Regions from separate parts of the Homo sapiens genome. Here all the other regions are linked to region 5. Evidence: chromatin contacts called from ENCODE Hi-C or POLR2A ChIA-PET data. All regions are on one chromosome and are shown on one strand. The core of a region is the stretch at or near the end of the contact, and the rest is flanking DNA. Distances in the headings are between cores, read along the strand shown.

What was found. Hi-C counts contacts between places; a loop is a spot of excess contacts on that map. ChIA-PET counts read pairs that join two places held with the same protein, here RNA polymerase II (POLR2A). Pooled maps may share reads with other maps.
Region 1: a map of CD8-positive, alpha-beta T cell shows a loop between it and region 5 (11-fold over the local background). The contact joins the promoter of CSNK1A1 here to the promoter of LARP1 in region 5. A Hi-C loop is called at or near these places in 2 of 168 maps with a recorded cell type or tissue (CD8-positive, alpha-beta T cell and naive thymus-derived CD4-positive, alpha-beta T cell), 1 of 37 single-sample maps with no recorded cell type and 6 of 50 pooled maps.
Region 2: a map of CD8-positive, alpha-beta T cell shows a loop between it and region 5 (13-fold over the local background). The contact joins the promoter of SLU7 here to the promoter of LARP1 in region 5. A Hi-C loop is called at or near these places in 3 of 168 maps with a recorded cell type or tissue (CD8-positive, alpha-beta T cell and naive thymus-derived CD4-positive, alpha-beta T cell) and 10 of 50 pooled maps. POLR2A ChIA-PET finds 5 or more read pairs at or near these places in 2 of 52 experiments (activated CD8-positive, alpha-beta memory T cell and naive thymus-derived CD8-positive, alpha-beta T cell).
Region 3: a loop to region 5 is called in a pooled map, with 26 times the contacts of the local background. The contact joins the promoter of PPARGC1B here to the promoter of LARP1 in region 5. A Hi-C loop is called at or near these places in 2 of 37 single-sample maps with no recorded cell type and 7 of 50 pooled maps.
Region 4: a loop to region 5 is called in a map of naive thymus-derived CD4-positive, alpha-beta T cell, with 9 times the contacts of the local background. The contact joins the promoter of PWWP2A here to the promoter of LARP1 in region 5. A Hi-C loop is called at or near these places in 2 of 168 maps with a recorded cell type or tissue (endothelial cell of umbilical vein and naive thymus-derived CD4-positive, alpha-beta T cell) and 12 of 50 pooled maps.
Region 6: a map of CD8-positive, alpha-beta T cell shows a loop between it and region 5 (22-fold over the local background). The contact joins the promoter of GRPEL2 here to the promoter of LARP1 in region 5. A Hi-C loop is called at or near these places in 1 of 168 maps with a recorded cell type or tissue (CD8-positive, alpha-beta T cell), 1 of 37 single-sample maps with no recorded cell type and 11 of 50 pooled maps.

The regions. Positions count from the first base shown.
Region 1 is chr5:149,549,850-149,552,895 of GRCh38, reverse strand. CSNK1A1 (casein kinase 1 alpha 1) reads left to right here and starts at 1,457. Exons shown (of 10, transcript NM_001892.6): 1 at 1,457-2,054; 2 at 2,715-2,821. The coding sequence starts at 1,932. It also overlaps a transcript of ARHGEF37 not described here. RefSeq lists enhancers at 880-949, 507-1,300, 1,000-1,669, 1,700-1,759, 1,890-1,949 and 2 more.
Region 2 is chr5:160,417,079-160,420,335 of GRCh38, reverse strand. SLU7 (spliceosome associated SLU7) reads left to right here and starts at 1,255. Exons shown (of 16, transcript NM_006425.5): 1 at 1,255-1,313. RefSeq lists enhancers at 844-913, 924-1,043, 1,494-1,543.
Region 3 is chr5:149,728,309-149,731,761 of GRCh38, reverse strand. PPARGC1B (PPARG coactivator 1 beta) reads right to left here and starts at 1,452. Exons shown (of 12, transcript NM_133263.4): 1 at 1,342-1,452. The coding sequence starts at 1,419. RefSeq lists silencers at 1-14, 45-134, 155-204, 215-314, 1,115-1,794 and enhancers at 785-834, 845-964, 1,203-1,853.
Region 4 is chr5:160,117,630-160,120,722 of GRCh38, reverse strand. PWWP2A (PWWP domain containing 2A) reads left to right here and starts at 1,273. Exons shown (of 2, transcript NM_001130864.2): 1 at 1,273-1,918. The coding sequence starts at 1,335. RefSeq lists silencers at 1,148-1,197, 1,358-1,457, 1,558-1,737, 1,858-2,277 and an enhancer at 1,222-1,721.
Region 5 is chr5:154,753,702-154,756,832 of GRCh38, reverse strand. LARP1 (La ribonucleoprotein 1, translational regulator) reads right to left here and starts at 1,456. Exons shown (of 19, transcript NM_033551.3): 1 at 640-1,456. The coding sequence starts at 1,075. LOC112267936 (a long non-coding RNA gene) reads left to right here and starts at 1,813. Exons shown (of 2, transcript XR_002956231.2): 1 at 1,813-3,054. RefSeq lists silencers at 379-488, 769-848, 889-1,298, 1,339-1,678, 1,929-2,078.
Region 6 is chr5:149,343,412-149,346,748 of GRCh38, reverse strand. GRPEL2 (GrpE like 2, mitochondrial) reads right to left here and starts at 1,250. Exons shown (of 4, transcript NM_152407.4): 1 at 1,133-1,250. The coding sequence starts at 1,209. AFAP1L1 (actin filament associated protein 1 like 1) reads right to left here. Exons shown (of 19, transcript NM_152406.4): 19 at 3,112-3,337. RefSeq lists enhancers at 318-941, 942-1,567.

The sequences.
Region 1 (3,046 bases), core at 208-2,707, 5.2 Mb after region 5:
TTCAAAGTTGCAGTTAAAATTCTTCACATTTTTCTCCCATTTCTATTTAATTAATTATTTTTTTTTTGAGACAGGGTCTCTCTGTTGCCCAGGCTGGAGTACAGTGGCGTGATCTAGTCTCACCGCAACCTCCGCCTCCCGGGTTCAAGCGATTCTCAGACTCCCGAATAGCTGGGGTTACAAGTGTGCGCCATCACACCCGGCTAATTTTTGTATTTTTAGTAGATACGGGGTTTCATCATGTTGGCCAGGCTGGTCTCGAACAACTGACCTCAAGTGATCTGCCCGCCCCGGCCTCCCGAAGTGCTGGGATTACAGGCGTGAGCCACTGCGCCCGCCCCCCATTTCTATTTTAATTAAATTTTATTTAGGATAGGCTTAGCTTAAATTTTTACGACTGAGGTCTGACTTAAGATGATAGCATCAACCATGGAGTTTTCTTTCGTGAACATTATTATTACTAAGCCCAATTTTCCCAGGTCAAATTTTGTAAAACAAAACGTGGTCAAAATTTGATTCTCTGATCGATTTTTTGTAAAAAAGAAAAAAATTACCGTGTAGTTTTAAATGTTGTCAATTAAATTTTGTAATAGTTACCTCTACTCTGTTCAGGTTAATACTGAGGTTTTCAACAAGACCAACATACGATTCTTTTTTTTTTTTTTTTTTTTTTTTTTGGTGGGGTTGAGGGGACATAACAGTTTTTTCACTCTTGTTAAATTAATTTTCTGTTGATTCCATCTATCCTTAATCTTCATTATGAGCAACATACCAGGTTTTCTTCTGAAGATCATATGTGGTAGTGAGGCAATAATGCAAAGACATAGGATGGCAGGGGGATTCCGGCTTCTTTCTTTCTTCCCCTCCTGTGGAAAGAGGGTCTATAACACTCCGTAGTAGATAGGACAATTCTAATTATGAAGGGTAATTAGCTAGGCTCTGCTACAACCGAGAGCCCTGAGAGATTCCTCGACGCTGGCTGCTTTTCTCTTCCTCTCCACCAGAGGCGACAGCCTCTTTCCAAACAGAAACTGGGTTGGAATAGGCCGGTCCGGGGGAACGGCCAGAAGAAAGATCAAAGGTTAAAAACCGCCTCAAAGAGCACAGGTCAATACCCAACTCCTAAGGAGGCCTTAAGCTTTCATCTGCCACGAAACATGAAGGTGACTCCTCCCAATATCAAGGCCGGGGGGCCACTCAGCCTTCCAGAGACCCGGCGGGTCCGAGGCGAGTAACAGGTAACACCTGCTGAGCCGCCGCCGACCGGAAGTGGAAGAGAGCCCGGGACGGGGGTGAGGACAGGCCGCGGCACGCCTGCGCAGTCAGCAGGAGTTGCAGCGCTCATGCGCAGCTGGGCGGTGACAGGGTGACGCTCGGAGCGTGGGCCGCGACTCTCACGGATCCGGTTCCGCCCTCTCGCTGCCGATCCTTCGGAGCGAGCGCCCGAGATCCCTTTCCCAGAGTGCTCTGCGCCGTGAAGAAGCGGCTCCCGGGGACTGGGGGCATTTTGTGTTGGCTGGAGCTGGAGTAACAAGATGGCGTCGTCCGCGGAGTGACAGGGGTCCCTCTGGGCCGGAGCCGGCGGCAGTGGTGGCAGCGGTATCGCCGCCCTAGCTCACCGCGCCCCTTTTCCAGCCCGCGACGTCGCCGCGCAAGCGAGGCAGCGGCGGCCGCCGAGAAACAAGTGGCCCAGCCTGGTAACCGCCGAGAAGCCCTTCACAAACTGCGGCCTGGCAAAAAGAAACCTGACTGAGCGGCGGTGATCAGGTTCCCCTCTGCTGATTCTGGGCCCCGAACCCCGGTAAAGGCCTCCGTGTTCCGTTTCCTGCCGCCCTCCTCCGTAGCCTTGCCTAGTGTAGGAGCCCCGAGGCCTCCGTCCTCTTCCCAGAGGTGTCGGGGCTTGGCCCCAGCCTCCATCTTCGTCTCTCAGGATGGCGAGTAGCAGCGGCTCCAAGGCTGAATTCATTGTCGGAGGGAAATATAAACTGGTACGGAAGATCGGGTCTGGCTCCTTCGGGGACATCTATTTGGCGATCAACATCACCAACGGCGAGGTAATCATCTGGGGTGGGGTTCACGATAACGCTGCGCTTTTACTCATTCCCCCCACCACCACCGTGCACCCCCAAAGTGCTCGGGCCTCTCCTCATCGCACGCACTCGCCAGGGAGTCCAGGGAGCTAGTTTTCCTGGCTTACGAACCTCGTCCGCTGTCTCCCTAAAAGGGTCAAGAACCCGATAGAAAGGTTGGGGGAACTAGTTTCCCACCTTGTTAAACACGTCCCATAAATGTCCCTTAGTCGAGCTTTTTTTTTTTTTAACCGTCTTTTAAGGTGGAAACGGCAAAATCCTCTTTCAGTGATTCCCATGTTTTTTTTTTTTTAATTCTTAATTCTACTGGGCCTCTTGTTCCAATTAGAACAGTTTCCGATCGCCTAGTTCCTTAAAAACCTCTCACTACGTTCAGAGGTTGCCTCTTTTTTCTGGATGAATCATTTTCCTGCACTTTAGAGGACGTACGGATTTCGTCACTACCCCCTGAAGAGGCCTTTGAGGCTGGTTGCCTCGTTTTATAATTACCGAGAGCTTTCTCTTTCCAGCTTTTCACTTCTTCTTGTAGTCGCGACTTGGAGTTTTGCTAATGTCTCCCTCCTTTCCTAAGTGACATTGAATCCGTAGGGATGTTGATGCCATCATCCCCTCTTTCCCCTGCAGGAAGTGGCAGTGAAGCTAGAATCTCAGAAGGCCAGGCATCCCCAGTTGCTGTACGAGAGCAAGCTCTATAAGATTCTTCAAGGTGGGGTTGGCATCCCCCACATACGGTAAGAACCCGGTGCATATAGGCGATCCGCTGAGGGAAGCACGGAATGGGGAAGTGGGTAGAGGCAGGTAATGAGACCAGCTGAATCCGGGTCTTGGTGTTTTAGTTACCTGGGTTCCCTATAGCTGGTGGTTTCCTGTAAGTCAGTCATCTCAATTACTGAGTAAATTTCAGTTTGCCAACTTATTTCATTGTATTACACTGCTCCATTTCGCTTCCGTCATTC
Region 2 (3,257 bases), core at 6-2,505, 5.7 Mb before region 5:
TTTGCTATTCCTATTACTGGAAATACTCAATTGCTAAACCACCCTCACTCATAACAGCACTTAGTCCCTAATCAGTTTCTCCCAATCCTTCTTTACAAACAGCAACCCATCCAGAACCAATCCCGGCTTTCCTAGACCTTCCTCAGAACCCTCCAGAGGGACCTCAAGTCTTAGAAAAGATTCAACTGTCTTGTCCTGCGCTTTCTGATTCCTCTTCGAGATGCGCTCTCCTGGTGGTTTTGGCTAATTAGGCCTTAACACTCCTAAGCAAATTTCAGGAATATTTTTAAGTGGAAAAAAACAAAGCCTGAGTGATTCATAGACTCTATTCACTTTCACGCTAGTCTCTGACACTGTTTCTTCATCTACTGCCCTGTAAAAGCAAAATTAATATTTATGTTCCTAAACTCCAGGTATTGCAAATTCTTAATACGAAAAAAATAGATTCTATTATGTTGGGCTATTTTATTGAGGCAGGAATGGTAGCTACTTTTACTTTTACATTCAAAAAGGATACACGTTATGGGGGGGAGGGGGAGAACAACCAGAATAGAAAGCACAAAGAAAAAAAAAAATCACAAGAAATTCTACCACGAAAATTAGTTTATTTTCCAGTGTTTTATTTCACATGTATACTTTTAAAGAAGGGATGGGATAGCATAGATACTGTTTCTCCAAAATGGAAATTGTCGTATTTTTTTCTAATGATAACATGCCTTATGTTCTCACAGCACCTGGTATTCTTTTCATAGCAACTTTTCACAGCTGCTAAATCTGAATAGTTGTTTCGGTGTCTTTCGCACTCTGATGTAAATCTGAGGGAAGACACTGTTCACCAAATCCCCAGCATGTTACACAGCCTGGCTACTAATTAGTGCCAAGTTTAACTGCTTTTTTTTTTTTTTTAAGCTGATACGTCACCAACTTCCCCATTCATTTCATAGTCCCCTGGTGAGGCTTAAGCTCTTGTCTGTTCTGGTCTTTTTTTTTTTTTTTTAACTTCCTAAAATTCTCCGATTCTAAAAGAAAGCTCCTAAATAGAAGCCAAAAAGTAGCCGCCCAACTTGAAACTCCCCACAAGCCGGGTAAATAGCGCGATACGCAGCAGCTAGAGTTCTCGCGTTTCCCACGGCGCAGGAGCACTGGAGGGCCCCCCTCCGCCCCCGGCCCCGCCAGGAAATTAGTGCGCATGTGCCGGTCATCCGGAAGTTACCGCAGTGGCCGCCGGAATTAGGCGAAAAGCCGGAAGTAAACATTACGAGATTGGCTTGGATTCTGTCGGATGGACTTGGGGCTAGCTGCGGCGGGGCTGGGTAAGAAAATATTGTTAGAACTTGCGGGCGACGGGGAGTTGGGGAACCTGAGAAAATGAGTCGAAGGCTCCTAATTATTGGATATATCTTCACGGGGGTGATGAGCCCTCAGGTGTTGAGGGAGCGAGGACGGGGGACCGAAAAGCCACTGTCCTGAGACCCATTCATGGCACTCGTGCCCTGCCAGGCCAGGCCTGCGTCTTCAGGGAAACAGTCGGGATAACTATGAGAGTGTCGCCTTTGTGGCGGTGCCTCGAAGACCTTGAGCAATCCCCGGACTGCGAGCAGGGAAAGCTGCTTCCAGTACCCAAATTGACAGACTGTATTTCCTCGCCAGAAAAATTTACTTGAGCTTCAGTTTTTCCTGTTAAGTCGAGATGATCCGACTTCAGTGGGGTATCATGCGGGTATAAATGAAAACATCTATGTAAGTAAAGCGCTAAACAGTGTCTTACGTAAGCCCTCAGTAAGTGGGAGCTATTACTGTTTTTAGTTGGAGAAAATAGGTCCCTCCACAGCGACGGAAACTAGTGCGTACAACTTGGTGACTATAATACTTTATTCAGTTTTAGTTTTTAATATTTTAGGCCCAGAAGCCAATGTTCTGTGGACAAGTATAACATACTGGTTTAGAGAACTGACTTTGGAGTCAGAGTTGTGTTTGAAGTCCTTATTTCTTACTACAATGTGTTCTTGGCTGAGGATCTTACCTCTCAGAACCTGTTTCTTCACTGTAAAATGGTGTTCATCAGACCTATCTACTGGGCTTATTGTGAAGATTAGATGAGGTGATACACGGTAGGCTCGAGAAATGGTAGCTGTTTTAATAAAGATTAAATTTACCGTTGTTGTGCTTCTCTTCGCAGTATATTTAGGCCATCAGTTTATATGTTACACAAATATATGTGGAGGTTTTCTATAGGTCAGACATAGAAGAGAACACCTTTGAGAAGCATCGTAGACCCCCAGGCATTGAGCACTTTCCACTGGGAAAGAGCTTGTGTAAAGGCCCAGTGTCTACAGGGAGCACGGTTTGTTAGAGGAACTAGAGGAACTACAAGAAGGTCTATGTAGTTAGTAGAGAAGGAAGCGGGGATAGTTGTAATGGTGAGGCTGGAAGGTAGGCAGGTGCCAGACCATGGTGGACCGTGTAGGTGTGTTAAAAAGATGTCAGTTTTTAGAGTACGAATGATAAAATCCTTTGGAGCGTCATTTTTTTTTTTTTTTTTTTGAGACGTAGTCTAGCTCTGTCGCCCAGGCTGGAGTGCAGTGACGCAATATCAGCTCACTGCAATATCGGCCTCCTGGGTTCAGGTGATTCTCCTGTCTCAGCCTCCCGAGTAGCTAGGATTACAGGTGCACGCCACCACGCCTGGCTGATTTTTTTGTATATGCTTAGTAGCGACGGGGTTTCGCCAGGTTGGCCAGGCTGGTCTCAAACTCCTTACCTCAGGTGATCCGCCCGCCTCGGCCTCCCAAAGTGCTGGGATTACAGGTGTGAACCATCGCACCCAGGTGTCACTATTCGTTATGATAGTTATTAGCCACTTGTGGTTATTGAGACTGGAAATGTGATTAGTTTAAATAAGTGTAAAACCCATATCAACTTTTAAAGACAGAGTTGTTTTTTTTCTAATTCAAATTTGCAATTATAATATGTTGGATATATTACATTAAATAAAATCTTGTAAAAGTAATTTTACCTGTTTATTTTTACTTTTTTAATGTGACTACTGGAAAACATAAAATTACATGTGGGACTAGCATTGTATTTCTCTTAGATGGTGCTGTATTGAATTTTTGGACGGTACTGCATTGGAGGATTTTAAGCTTGGGCAGTAGGACATTGTATTAATCTGTTTTCACATTGCCAATGAAGACATAGCCCAGACCTGCCAATTTACTAAAGAAGTAAGTTTGTTGGACTTAACAGTTCCACGTGGC
Region 3 (3,453 bases), core at 203-2,702, 5.0 Mb after region 5:
AAGTCGCGTTTCACCGCAAGGAGTCAGCTTGCAAGCCTCTCCCCGCCCACCCGGTCCCATGACAGCTGCTGCCGCCCAAAGACAGGCAGATTATAACAAGAAGCAAAGTTTCCCTCTCTCTCCTCCCACCTCCCTCCCCCAATCTCCGCCTTCCCCCTCCCTTCCACTGTTATGCAAAACGGGCCGGCACCGGCGCTCCCACTCCAGGTACCAAACCAGCCCCCGCGAGCCGCGCCCGGTTCCGCCCGGCCGCCCCTCTCCGTGCCCAGGCGTGTGCCAGCACCCGGGGCTCCTCCGAGGTTCCGCCGCATCCTCAGCTTCCCAATGACCCGCAGCCGGGCGCCCAGAGAAAAAGCCCTAACTCTGGAGCCAAACTTTATGCTTGCAACAGGCATTGGGTGGGGAAAATGGGGGAAGGGGTGGGGGCCGCGCACGCCTCGTGCTGACATTTTTGGTGGCTGCTTGTCCCAGCAGCACCCCTCTCCCAGTCTCCAAGCCACCAGCTTCCTCGCTCCCCCGCGCCCCGGCACACCAGAGCACCCTCTCCTGTCACGCGCGTGTCGCCAGTGGGGCTCCCGGGCTCAGCCAGTGCCTGGGACTCCGCCTCGCCTTCCCTTCCCCCTGCATCGTGGAGCGCGCACCGGGGCCGCGCACCGCAGGGGGACCCAGGCGCCCCCAGACAGTCCTTCCGCCCCCATCCAGCCTGGCTTTTCCCCCCAGGGGGCTCCGCCCGATAGCGAAACCAGGAAGACGCTGTCTCCGCCCGCATGTCCACGTGCCCCGCAGACCCTTATGCCTTTAGCCGGCAACTGGCAGGAAACTCCGCGCTGCGGGCGCGGGTAGAAAGCCGCGGGGGGCCAGCAACAGCACTCTGGGGACTACAGCCTGGAGGACTAGGGGACTCCGGAGACCCGGGCATGCACCCGTGCCGGGGCCACAAGTCCACGTGAAAGTACGGCAGCAAGTGCCGGGCGCTGACGGCGCGCCTCCAGCACCCAGCGCCAGCCTGAGGGTACCCCACACCGTGGCGCGCCTCCACCTCCCAAAGGAAGCGCGGTACCCCCCAGTTTTGCCCGCGGGGTGGCAGACTCCAAGCGGCCAAGGCTAGACCCTCCCCAGCGGCCGTAGCGCCCCCAGCGCTCCGGCACGCGCCGGGAGACCTCCGGCTCCCTGCCCCGGTAACGGAGCGCATCGCAGGGCGCCTGGAAGGGGGGCTCTGCAGCCTGGAACCCCCAGTTACCCCAGGGCTCCCACCGCTGCCTCCCGGCCTCCGCGGCTGCAGCTGCGGCCCCCGCAGCTCAGCACCCCTGGCCCCGGGCCCGCAGCCCCAGCCGGCCGTACCTGCGTGTCAGCGAGATAGTTGAGGAAGAAGGAGGAGAGCTCTTCGTCCAGCAGCGCGCCGCAGTCGTTCCCCGCCATCTTCCAGCCGCGGCTGCAGCGTGCGGCGGAGTCAACGCCGAGCCGGCCCGGGGGGAGGGAGCCAGCGAGCGAGCAAGGGAGGAGGGAGGAGGGAGTGAGGCCGGCGGGAGGCGGAGGGCGGAGCTCGAGCCCCCGGCTGCCGCAGGGCCGCTAGCTGCGGGGGCGGGGCCGCGCGGCGCCCGCGGGAGCCGGGGGTCGCTCACCCACTTTCCTGCGCCGTGTCTGGCGCCGCGACCAGCTCACGCAGCCCTCAGCAAGGGGTAAAGCGCAGGCAGCCAGGTGGCGGTGCCCCAGCCAGCAGCCCGATGCCTGCGCAGCAATGCGGGCAGCCCCCGGCTCCTGCCAGAGCGAATCACGTTGCGTTAGCGCTGGGCGGGTCCTGCGAGACAACCTGCTTCTTCTGCACAGCTGGGGAAACTGAGGCTCGAGAAGGAATAGGACCTCGTTCGAAGGCCGGGCGCAGTGGCTCACGCCTGTAATCCCAGCACTTTGGGAGGCCGAGGCGGGTGGATCACCTGAGGTCAGGAGTTTGAGACCAGCCTGGCCAACATGGTGAAACCCCGTCTCTACTGAAAATACAAAAAAAATTAGCCAGGCATGGTGGCGGGCGCCTGTAAGTCACTCTTCATATCCCTCCTGAAAAAAAAAAAAAAAAAAAAATATATATATATATATATATATATGTATGTATGTGTATATATATGTATGTATGTATGTATGTGTATATATGTATGTATGTATGTGTATATATATGTATGTATATATATGTATGTGTATATATATGTATGTATATATATATGTATGTATGTATGTATGTATGTATGTATGTATGTATATACCTAGGACCTCGTTCAAAGCTACAGCGCACATCAGTTGCAGGAAGGGAAAGCTTAGGTCTTACTCCCCTGGAGGACTGTTTCTCTACCCAGGCTACAAGGCCAGAGAAGGAGGGAGAAATACCATAGATCAAAAGCAAAGAAATCAAGGAAGTCTCCTTGGAGGAGGAGGCATTTTTATCTTTTACTTGAAGGGTGCGTTTGCCTATATTCTGTGCTAAACCTGATCATATATCTCTCTCTGCCATCGTCCCCAGCACCCTTCCCCCAAAAAACTCCAATGAGTTCTCTTACCAATGCCCACAATGCATGAAGGGGCTGGGCTCCTGCCAGCCTCCGCAGGCCCGCTCACAACGGGCTTGCCACTCACCTAGTAATCTCTTCGGGGCATCTTTCCCTATTACCCCTTGGACTGTCAAGCCATTTCCTCTCCTTCCACCTCCACCATCATGGGCTCCCTTAGCTCCACCAGCAGGCCTTTTTTCTCTAAAAGCTGGTCACAGTTGCCGTTTTACATTTGTTGCAATGAAGACTTAATCTTTGTATCTCTCCTTACAAGACTCTAACACCATGAAAGCAGGGCCTAAATCTGCTTTTGCACTTGCTGTATCTGCCGTTTCTGGCACATAGTAGGCACTTAATAGATGATGTGTTAACTGAAAAAGCTGGAGAATTTTGATTCTCTGCCACCACCACCACCACACATTATACAGATAAGGAAACTGACTGTCAATGTGTACATGGAGTGACTGCCTGAGCCAGAACCAGAACTCAGACCTCCTGACTCCAACCTTGAACTCTCATCATCATGCCCTGTTGTTTACCAAACAGGAGATGAGGGCACTGCCTGGATGAAGGCAAGAAGGCGGGAAGCTTTAGGTCTGTTTTATTGGGCACGCCTGCCTCCTGCCCTCCTCCCACCCTACACTCATAAGGGCTGCCCCACCCTGCCCACCTAACAAGGGCTCCCTTCCAGCGGGAGAAGGAAATAGAGGGAGAGTCCCCAGCACACCTGCTGAGACTTGAACACCAGGGCAAAAGCTTCCTTCTCCAGTCTGAGGTTCCCAGAACCGCAGGCCGTGATTTCACTCTTTGGGCTTAAGGCCAGTGTGCTTTTAAGGAACAATGCATTCCAACAGAGAGCCTGCATCTAGCCTCAGAGCCCTAGACTAGGAGTTAGGAGTCCTGGGTTCTGTTT
Region 4 (3,093 bases), core at 24-2,523, 5.4 Mb before region 5:
TGATATGCTATAGTGTTTGTATTAGTGCCTGGTACATGGTACTCAAAAGACACTAGCTGTAATTATTCTTCAGGACTTTATTTTTTTTACTTTCATTGCTAGCAGTTTTTCTACCCTCTCTCCTGCAGGCATTCTCCCAGAAAAAAGGCTGACTCTGTGGTGCCATTTGAGAGAAATAGGTTCAGTAGATTCTTCCAGAGATGACAAACGAAAAGACTTGATGTGGAAGTAAGAGAAGTAGGGGCGTCAGGACACTGAAGTGAGAGATCTTTTGTTCTCGTGGCATTGGAGAAGCCAGGAAAGAAAAAGGCTTTAGCAGGGACCAGGTGCGTCCACTTTGCAAGTGGATTTGGAGAGAACAAGCAGTGTTCACATATCAGTCCAGCAATGTCTCAAGACTCCTTCCTGGAACAGTCATCAGTTTAATCCAGTGAGGATGGTGTCTCTCTTCTTTCATGAGCATTTTCCTATTTCTGAAATATTAATAAATAGGTGCTTTGTTCCTAGGAAGTGGAGAGAAGTCAAGGAAAATACTCATCATACTCCTAGAAGTCAAGGAAAATACTCCTCGTACTCCTCATGGCCGCTGGAGCCCGCTGCTATGAGGTTATGGAGAACGTCTTGAACATTCCATTCCCCAGCACCTAGTGCAGTGACTAGCATAGTAGGCACTCAAAAAGTGTCTGTAGGATTGTATTTCAAACTTTAGTTGTCTTTCCCAAAGAAGCCTGTCGTGCCCACACGCGGCCGCAAGAAGTCCGCGCCTAGAAATAACATTTATTCTAAGGATCTCTGCGCAGAGATTCTTGGGAAGCGGTTCCCCTCCCGCATTCCCTTGTTACTCCTCCCCTCGGCCGCCTTTGAAAGAAGTGGCACGCCACATGATTCCATCCTTTCTCCCACCTCCAAAGACCTGGCTGATAATGGGCAGGAGCGTAGGCCAACCATAAAACTTTATTTCCTCTTCCAGCCAATAGCAAGAGGCGATGAGTATATGGCTCCTCTTTTGTGACTTCCCCCGCCCCCTTTGATTCCGCCCCCTATTCCTCCACTCAGATTCCACACTTGACAACACATCTGGCCAATGAGAAGTTCCTACTCTGCGTGGGAAGGATGGACTGACTAGATGATAGACGTCCATCCCTGGCCAATGGAATATCAAAAGTGCGGGAGGGGTGTAGAATGCAACCAATGGCGAGGTGCCAGAAACGAGCATCAGGGAAAGGGCGGGACGAAAGTGTTCGCGGGAGGGAGGGGAAGGCCCAGGGAACCAAGCAGCGCTGTCGCCGCCGCCGCTGCAGCCGGAGTTGGAGGAGGGAGAAGCTAGGAAGAAAATGGCGGCCGTGGCTGCAGAGGCGGCAGCGACTGCAGCGTCCCCCGGGGAGGGGGGCGCCGGCGAGGCCGAGCCGGAGATGGAGCCCATCCCCGGCAGTGAGGCCGGCACTGACCCCCTCCCGGTCACGGCCACTGAAGCGTCTGTGCCGGATGGCGAGACTGACGGGCAGCAATCCGCTCCTCAGGCCGACGAGCCGCCGCTCCCGCCGCCACCGCCGCCGCCGGGGGAGCTCGCCCGCAGCCCAGAGGCGGTGGGGCCGGAGCTGGAGGCTGAGGAGAAACTGTCCGTTCGGGTGGCGGAGTCGGCGGCAGCCGCGCCTCAGGGAGGGCCGGAACTTCCACCTTCTCCTGCATCGCCGCCGGAGCAGCCCCCGGCTCCCGAGGAGCGCGAGGAGCCGCCGCTGCCTCAGCCCGTAGCCCCGGCGCTCGTGCCGCCGGCGGGCGGGGACTCCACGGTGTCGCAACTGATCCCGGGCTCGGAGGTGCGGGTCACGCTGGACCACATCATTGAGGACGCGCTTGTCGTGTCGTTCCGCTTCGGGGAGAAGCTCTTCTCCGGGGTCCTCATGGATCTGTCCAAAAGGTACCGCGCCCGCCCCCAGCACCCTCCGGTCCGCTGGGTCCCCAGGGAGGGAGTGAGCCCGGGCGGCCCCCTCTCCCCGAGCCCTCGCTTCCCCGCTGCCCGGGGCCCCGCCCTCTGGTCCTGCGCGGCGCGTGGCGCGCGCTCCGAGTGGGGCAGGCGCGCGAGACCGGGAGAGGGCGGTCCCGGCCCCAGGTGGGCGCCTGCGGGGCAGGTGTGCCACCAGGTGGGAGGGTGCAGGTGCAGATGGGCTCACAGGTCTCACCCCTCACGCCTGGTCTTCTTCTGCGACTTGGCCTGGAGTCACCGTCACTGGGCGGGTGGGTTAATGCAAGATGCAGATGGATTTTTGCAGAGAACGGAGTGTTGGACGGGGGGACGGGGGGGCGGGGGGCATTGCTTGCGAGGAGGCACTTGTCTGTCCTCTAACGTTTAACTTTAGCGGGATTGGAGAAAGGGGTGTGTACATTGGGGTTCCCAAAAGGTTACCTGTCACTCCTTACAGGGGGAAGAGCATTTGTTAAAATGAACCTTTTAACTGTAATTCTTACGGTTAGAAGTCATTCCCGTTAGGTTAACCATTCAACAGAGAAGCATATTTTGCTAATTTTAATGATAGTTTAAGAAAAGTTTAAAGAAGAGATTGGAGATTTTTAAAAAATCCTTTAATGTCAAGGTGGTGTAGCATAAAAATGTTCAAGTAACTTCTAACACCTGGGATTCAGTTTATGTATTAAGGACAAGAAGGTTGAGTTCATCTACAAATTTGGCTTAACCACATTTTCATTTTTTGATTTAAAATGTTTTTGGGCTCTGCTTTCAACAGGGGAAGAGAACCTGTTCTAAGTCTGGAGTTAACCTTTTTATTCTCTTCTTTTGCAGATATGAAGTGCAGAGACTCCCATTCACGGCTTTCCATTCTGTTTCCTGCAACAGCACACGCTCTGATCGTATCTCACCTGTTTGCAATGGCTTATTAGTATGTTTTACTCTTAAACTTGCTTGCTCTCCCATCAAGACCCAGGAATCCTTCTTTCCCATTTGGGGAAAAAAGCCATTTAAAATTTCATATTGAAGTATGGTGTTTGAGGGGAAAGATGAGAGCAGTTATTCTGTATTATTTAATCTCAAATATCTTTTTTTTTTTTTTTGAGACGGAGTCTCACTCTGTCACCCAG
Region 5 (3,131 bases), core at 207-2,706:
CGGGGAGGGAAACCACCGAATTCGATGACACGATGGGTTTCTTCTCCCCACAACTGACCCCTCAACCCGTCTCCAAATGGCGATTCTAAAGCCCAATTTCATCTCCCCGAGAACAAAACTTGTTAACTTTTAATCCCCGCATCCGTGCGGCCAGCATGTACTCCGCGCCGGGCACTGGGTTGCCCGTGACATATGCTCATTAAACATTTACAACATGGGGACGCTCGCAACGCTACCAAAACGGGGAGCGCCGGGCGGGGTGGGAAGAGGGGCTTCCAGAGGAAGGTTCAAACCAGAAACCGTCTCTTACACCAGCATGCGGTGGGGATCGTTTCACTGAAACCAGCGCCCACCCTCTGCCGACGAGGTAGGCCCGAACCACACCGTTGCCCACTAACCGCTGCGGCCCAGGCGGTGGCCGTAGCCTCCCGGAGGCCGGGCCCTCGGGCAGGGGCAGGTCCCTGAGTGTACGGTGGGGGGGAGGGCGCGGCGACCAGGATCAACCAGGAGGCAATTTTAAAAAGTCCCGAGTCACCATGACCGGTAGCAGACCCCGGGGCCCTGGAGGTGCTGGGGGAGGGGACTCCCATGTCCCCGGAAGAGGCCCCCGGACCCAGGAGGGCAAGGAGGGAGACCCACCTGGGGGGGACTGTCCGTTCACGGTGGTCAGGACCGGCGGCAATGCGTTCTTAGTCCACGGGTTCACCTTGGGCGGGGGGGCTTCCACGAAGTCCCGGCGCCCCGCGCCCGCGGCTCCGGCAGCTCCTCCGCCAGCGCCTGGCTCGCCGCCGCCCTCCTCCCCGTCGCTGATGGCCGGGCCTTCGGCGCCGGGCAGCTGCAGCGGCCGCGGGCTCTCGCGCTCCTGCTGCCCGGTGCCCTCCTTGTGCGGCTTGGCGCAGGGCGGCCGGGGTCTCCGAGCGCTGCCGTCCGGCTCCCCCCCGCGGACGTCGTTTGGCCCGGGCTCGCCCTTGCCCTCGGGCGCCGGCGGCGGCTTCTTCCTCACCAGCCCCCCGTGCTCTTCGGCCTGCAAGAGCGTGGCGCCCCCAGGCAGCAGCGGCTCCACCTGAGTGGCCATCTGCGCGCCCGCCCCCCCGGAGAAGCCGGGCGCGCCCGAGGCTGCCTCCCCCGCCTCGAACTTGGCTAGCAGAGCGCCCGCGACGCCTTCCTCCGGGGCGCTGGGCCCCAGTCCCTGCAGAGAAGGGTCGGGGTTCACGCGAGGTGCGGCCCCCTCCCAGTTAGATGCAGCCGCCGTAAATCCGAGGCCCACTAGCGGGGCGGGGGGGGAGGAAGGCCCCCCACTCTGCAGTCCAGGCCTCCTAGGCGTGCGTCCCCCCCCGCCCGTTCCTCGCAAGACGCCCCCACCCCGAGCCCGGCAGGCTTCTAGTCCCGTCCCTCCCTCCCCCCCGCCCCCGGGGCGGCCCGGGCTTCCCGGCTCGGGGGCTGCAGCAATATGGACGGACGGGGGAGAGGCGCGGCGAGCCAAGCAGACCACGCGATCCGCGGCAGGCGGCGGGCGGGCGCGCGCCTCACGACGCGGCGGGCGAGGGGAGGGGACGGCGCAGCGGGGGCGCGCCGCTGGCCGGGCCCTGGGCGACGGGCGGGCAGGAGGCGGCGGGACGGCGCGCGCACGGCTACGCGGTCCTGCCCCTCGCCCCGCCCCTCGTCTCCGATTCCTCAGAGCACCTCCCGGGCTGGGGGTAGGGACGCTCAGACCGGACGGGGGCGAGCACGTGCCTGATGCAATTCGGGAGTTGTCGGTGGGGGCGCTGACGGGGATAGGAGAGAAGGCTGGGCGAGGAGGGGAGGTATCTTAAAGGGCCAGCGCGTGAGAGCGGCCTCAGGTGGAGCACATGGGACCCGGCCACGCGGCCTGCCGGGCCTGCTCGTGCTCTTTAGGCTGGGTGTCAGATTCAGGGGAAGGAGCCATTAGTGTCATTCCTGACTTCTAGGAGGCCGAAGGGAGGACCCTCATCCGCCCCGAGGACGCGCCAACGCCGCCCCCTCCCCTGTGCCCGGCGGGCCTGGCCCCTTCGGTCCCCGCCCGGGTGACCTTGGTTGGGTGAGCCGTCCGCACCTCAGTGGGTTGTGCTCCGCGCCTCGCCGCCGCTGGGCCTGGCCTCGACACTACCCGGAGATGGGTTCAACTCCGGGCCTGGAAAGCGAGTCTTTAGCCCTTGCGGGCAGCCGGCGCCTAGGAAGTGGGAACGGAATTACTAAAGCCCTCACCCAGGCCAGGCCCTTCTCCCCGCCGCGAAACCTTGTATTTATGGGCAGGAAATGTCTTTTCTTTCAAGTGGATGTCGTTTTTTTTCTAAAGAATTGCTTTGGGCGGAGTTGAACCGTCCCTGGATTGGGACTTCTGAGATCTGAGATTTTATCCTGGCCCTGCCCCCTTACCATCTCTGCAGCAGTGACTTCCAGCTTCGTGGGCCTCAGTTTCTCTATTGTAAAATGAAGGAGCAGTGTATGACAGCAGTTTCAAACTTCAGTGTACATTCGATTCAATACTTACTGACCTCGTACTGTGGGGGCCTTGCAGGGTTCTAGGAAACGGGTTTGGTATAAACTAGGCTAACAAAGTCCCTATCCTCATGGAATTTATTCTAAGGTGGGGAAAGAGACAATAAACAAGTAATAAATTATTGTCTAGTATCTATGAAGACAATAGTTAAACTGTGGTAATCAGTTAGACTAGATGGGCTACTTTTGTTTGGGTGATAAGGGAAGACTTCTTTGAACGCAGATGCCAAAGTATTAGGAATCAGGCTCGGTCTGGGACTGGACCCAGAAATCTGCGTGTCTAGCAAGATCCCTTTGGTGCTTATGACTTCACTTGGAGAAGTCCTGGCTTCTGACTGGCTGTGATCCCACGTGCTCACATAACATAACAGCCTGGAATGTTGGCCATCTCCAAAACAAGAATTAGAGCACACGACCTGCTGGATCTAGGAGAAGACTGAATGAAAAGCCTCTTGGAACTGCCCCAGCCAGCAAAGCTGAGCTGTAGGATTGTTGTAACCAGTATGGGGGAGAAGTACTGGTAGGGATAGCCAGGTAATGCCATGTCTACTTCCAACTCTTGGGTTATTCAGCCTCCAAGCCTTGGCCAGCTAGCCGCACTTCCCTGGACC
Region 6 (3,337 bases), core at 1-2,500, 5.4 Mb after region 5:
AAAAAAAAAAAAAAAAAAAAAAAAAAAAAAAAATTCTCAGGGCCAGTTCAAAGGGAAAATGGCCAAAGCTTAGACCAAGAAATAGGGTTGGGGAGTTGTGGCCAATCTCAATTCCTACTGCTTCAGAACTGGAGTAGGGAGACAGCTTACCAGAAGGAACCATTTTTCTTCTGGTCATTTCCTTACATCACCAACAAGCTGCCAAAAAGACTTGAGAACGGTAAGCAAAACCAAGTCCCGAAACCCTGAATGCAACCTCTCACTTAGGTGCTAGGGTAGGATGTTGGGTCAGGTGTGTTAAGGTAAAAAGGGTGACATATGTAGTTAAGCACATTTACCAGATTCTCCCGTAGCTTACTTTACTATTCAGAGGTCCAACCCTACCTCGTACTCAACTATTTTTATTCTCTATCCCAGGAAGAAACAGTGTAGGGGCAACAGTCTCTGAGAAAATTAATTAACATCGCTCATTAAATAAGAGCGCCGATTCCAACGCCCTGACTGGTTTCCAGCCCGGGTTCCACCACTTCCCAAATATTTAAGTTTGGAAGTTACTCAACTTTTCTAAACCTCACTTTCCTTAACTACTAAATGGGTAATAATAAAAAGAACCACCCATAATTCTGCAGTCGGCCTCGTAAGCGACCAATAAAAGCTGCCGATGGAACTTGTCTTCCGAAGGCTGATGCAATGGCCGTTTGGAGAAACAAGTTCAGCGGCCTCCTTTTACTGACAGGTACAACAGTGCCCGGATAACGGAGAAAGGACTGGCCTTAGGTCACACGGAGTGAGGGGAGAGAACCCAAATTTACCCACAGGTACCACAGGCTGGGAGAAGAGGCCGGGAGAGTGGTACATCCCTCCCTTGGGGGCTTAAGAGACTTCTCACCTTCCAGGCCATGCATGACCTCGGATCTCCTTACCTTCCTCGGCCTAAGAAAGAGGCACGGCTGATGGCCTCAGTTTCCCCGTCTGTAAAATGGGGCCGTGAGTGCACGGTCGTAGAGGCCGAGAAGCTTGGTCCCCTGGCCTACGCTCAGATAGCTCTCGCCTTCCAGCCCACAACCACCCCGGCTGGCTCGCTAGCCCCTCAGAGTCCTCACGCTCCCGACTCCCCGCCTGCAATGCTTACTTGCTCTCCCACGCGGCACTCCAGGCCAGTAGGCGCTGCACCCGCAGCCGGCCCGCCCACAGCGACCGTACGGCCATGTTTCCAATTTGGGCTGAGAGGCAGCGCACGCGCACTTGCTGCGAGTGAAGAGATGCTCCCGCTTAAAAACCAGCCTTTGCGGGCGTTTCCCTCTCAGGACTTCCGGACAGGAACGCTATGCTTCCGGTTGCCCGATGGGCCGCGCCGTTCCCCATCCGGTCGTCCGGAGCTAAGGCAACACTTCCGGCTCTCAGTGTGTTCCGCGGGTAGGCGAGGTCCTAGTAGTAACTACAGTCTCCGTGCTGGGCGCAGGGTCGGCAGCAAAGAAAGCAGATCATAGCTGTGCCCGCATGGAGCTTACTTGATATTATGAGCGATAAACAGATACAAGCGGGATGTAAAGTCAGAATATGAGCGGTGTTTGAAGGTGAGGGGCAGGTGTCGCGGAAGCCTAGAATAGAAATCTAGCCTTGTGGAAAGTTTTCCCAGAGGAAGGGGGTATTTGAGCTGAGCTGAAGAAAGGGTTCAGGCAGAGGGAAACATCTGCAGAAGCCTAATAAAGAGAGAAGAGTATTGCATGTAAGGGACTGAAATATACTGAGGCGGGAGGGCAACAGGACTGGTGGTTAGGAAGGGCTAGATCACGTGAGCGGTTTAAAACATCGCAGCCTGAACCATTGCCCATCACTCCTCCCAGTCTTTTTCTCTAATGCCCTTCTTATCGACTGAATTGTTTTTTTAAATAGTGTGTATTTTCTCATTTCCTCTCACTAAAATATAAGCTCTTTTAAGGCAGAGATATTGTCTATTCATTCCCATTGAGCAGTGCCCTAATGTAGGTGTTCAAAATTATTTTTTTTGAGATGGAGTCTCACTCTGTCACCCAGGCTGGAGTGCAGTGGCACGATCTCGGCTCACTGCAACCTCTGCCTCCCAGGTTCAAGTGATTCTCCTGCCTCAGCCTCCTCAGTAGCTGGGATTACAGGCGCCCACTACACCCGGCTAATTTTTGTATTTTTAGTAGAGACAGGGTTTCACCATGTTGGTTAGGCTGGGCTTGAACTCCTGACCTCAGGTGATCTGCCTTCCTCAGCCTTCCAAAGTGCTGGGATTACAGGCATGAGCCACCGCCCCCGGCTTCAAAAAACTTTTTTGCTGAATGCAATTTAGTCTGATTCTGATTGCAATGGAATGTGAAAATAAATAAAACCTAAAAGCTGTTGGAACCTCCCAAATACTTGAAGCTTTGAGAGAGATGTGGCTGTGGTCTGAGTCCATGTAGCATGTTTTGTAGTTCTGCTTCTTAGAATTATAGCTTAATTCTCTTCCTCATTGTTCTTGTTCTGTAATGACTAGGAAAGAGCAGAGACCAGATTTCTTCCCTCTCAATTACTGATGTTTGTAATAGACAGCCTCCTTTATTGTCCTGCACCTAACTCAGACTAGATGGTGCCCTGAACTGAACTGACCCCATGACAGTTACATCTGCAGGATGTGATGTTAAATGTACCTTTCTTGAAGGAAAAAGACCACCTTAACTACTCAGATCATTGTAACTGTGCATTAAGCCTTGCATAGAAAGATGTTGAAATTCTGTTAAACCTCACTGAACCCAACCTTTCACACTTTGGAACACTGACTTCCATCTTTTTTAAGACAGACATATTTTTCCATTCTGTGCTTCCTGGGCAGGCCATCCTCAACCTTTGTGCTTGAATAAACTCTCTTTAAACTAGATTCTGACCTTTTAAATTATTTTAGATTGACAGGGAACATGTGACAAAGGCTTTCATGTTTAAAGAGTCACTTTGACTGCTGTGTGAAGCAGATTGCAAGGTGTAAGAAAAGAGGTAGGGAAGGCAATATGTTGCAGTAGCCCAGGCAAGATGGGGCTATATTCTGTCCTGGAAGAACAGAGAGAGACCTTCCTAACCACTGTAAAGTAACTGTGTCCAGCACCCTTTTAGTTTCTTAGTATTTTATTTCTTTTGCTTCCTTGTTAAGGTTTTTTCCTCCAACTAGAATGTGAGCTTCATGAGGTGTCTGTCTTGTTCACCACTGATTTCTGACATCTAGTATAGTAGGTACTCAAGTATTTGTTGAATGACTTAATTAAGTTGGATAGTGTCAGTGAAGATAGGAAGATATGGATGAATTTTAGAGATTTAGGATGGAAAGCTGACAGAC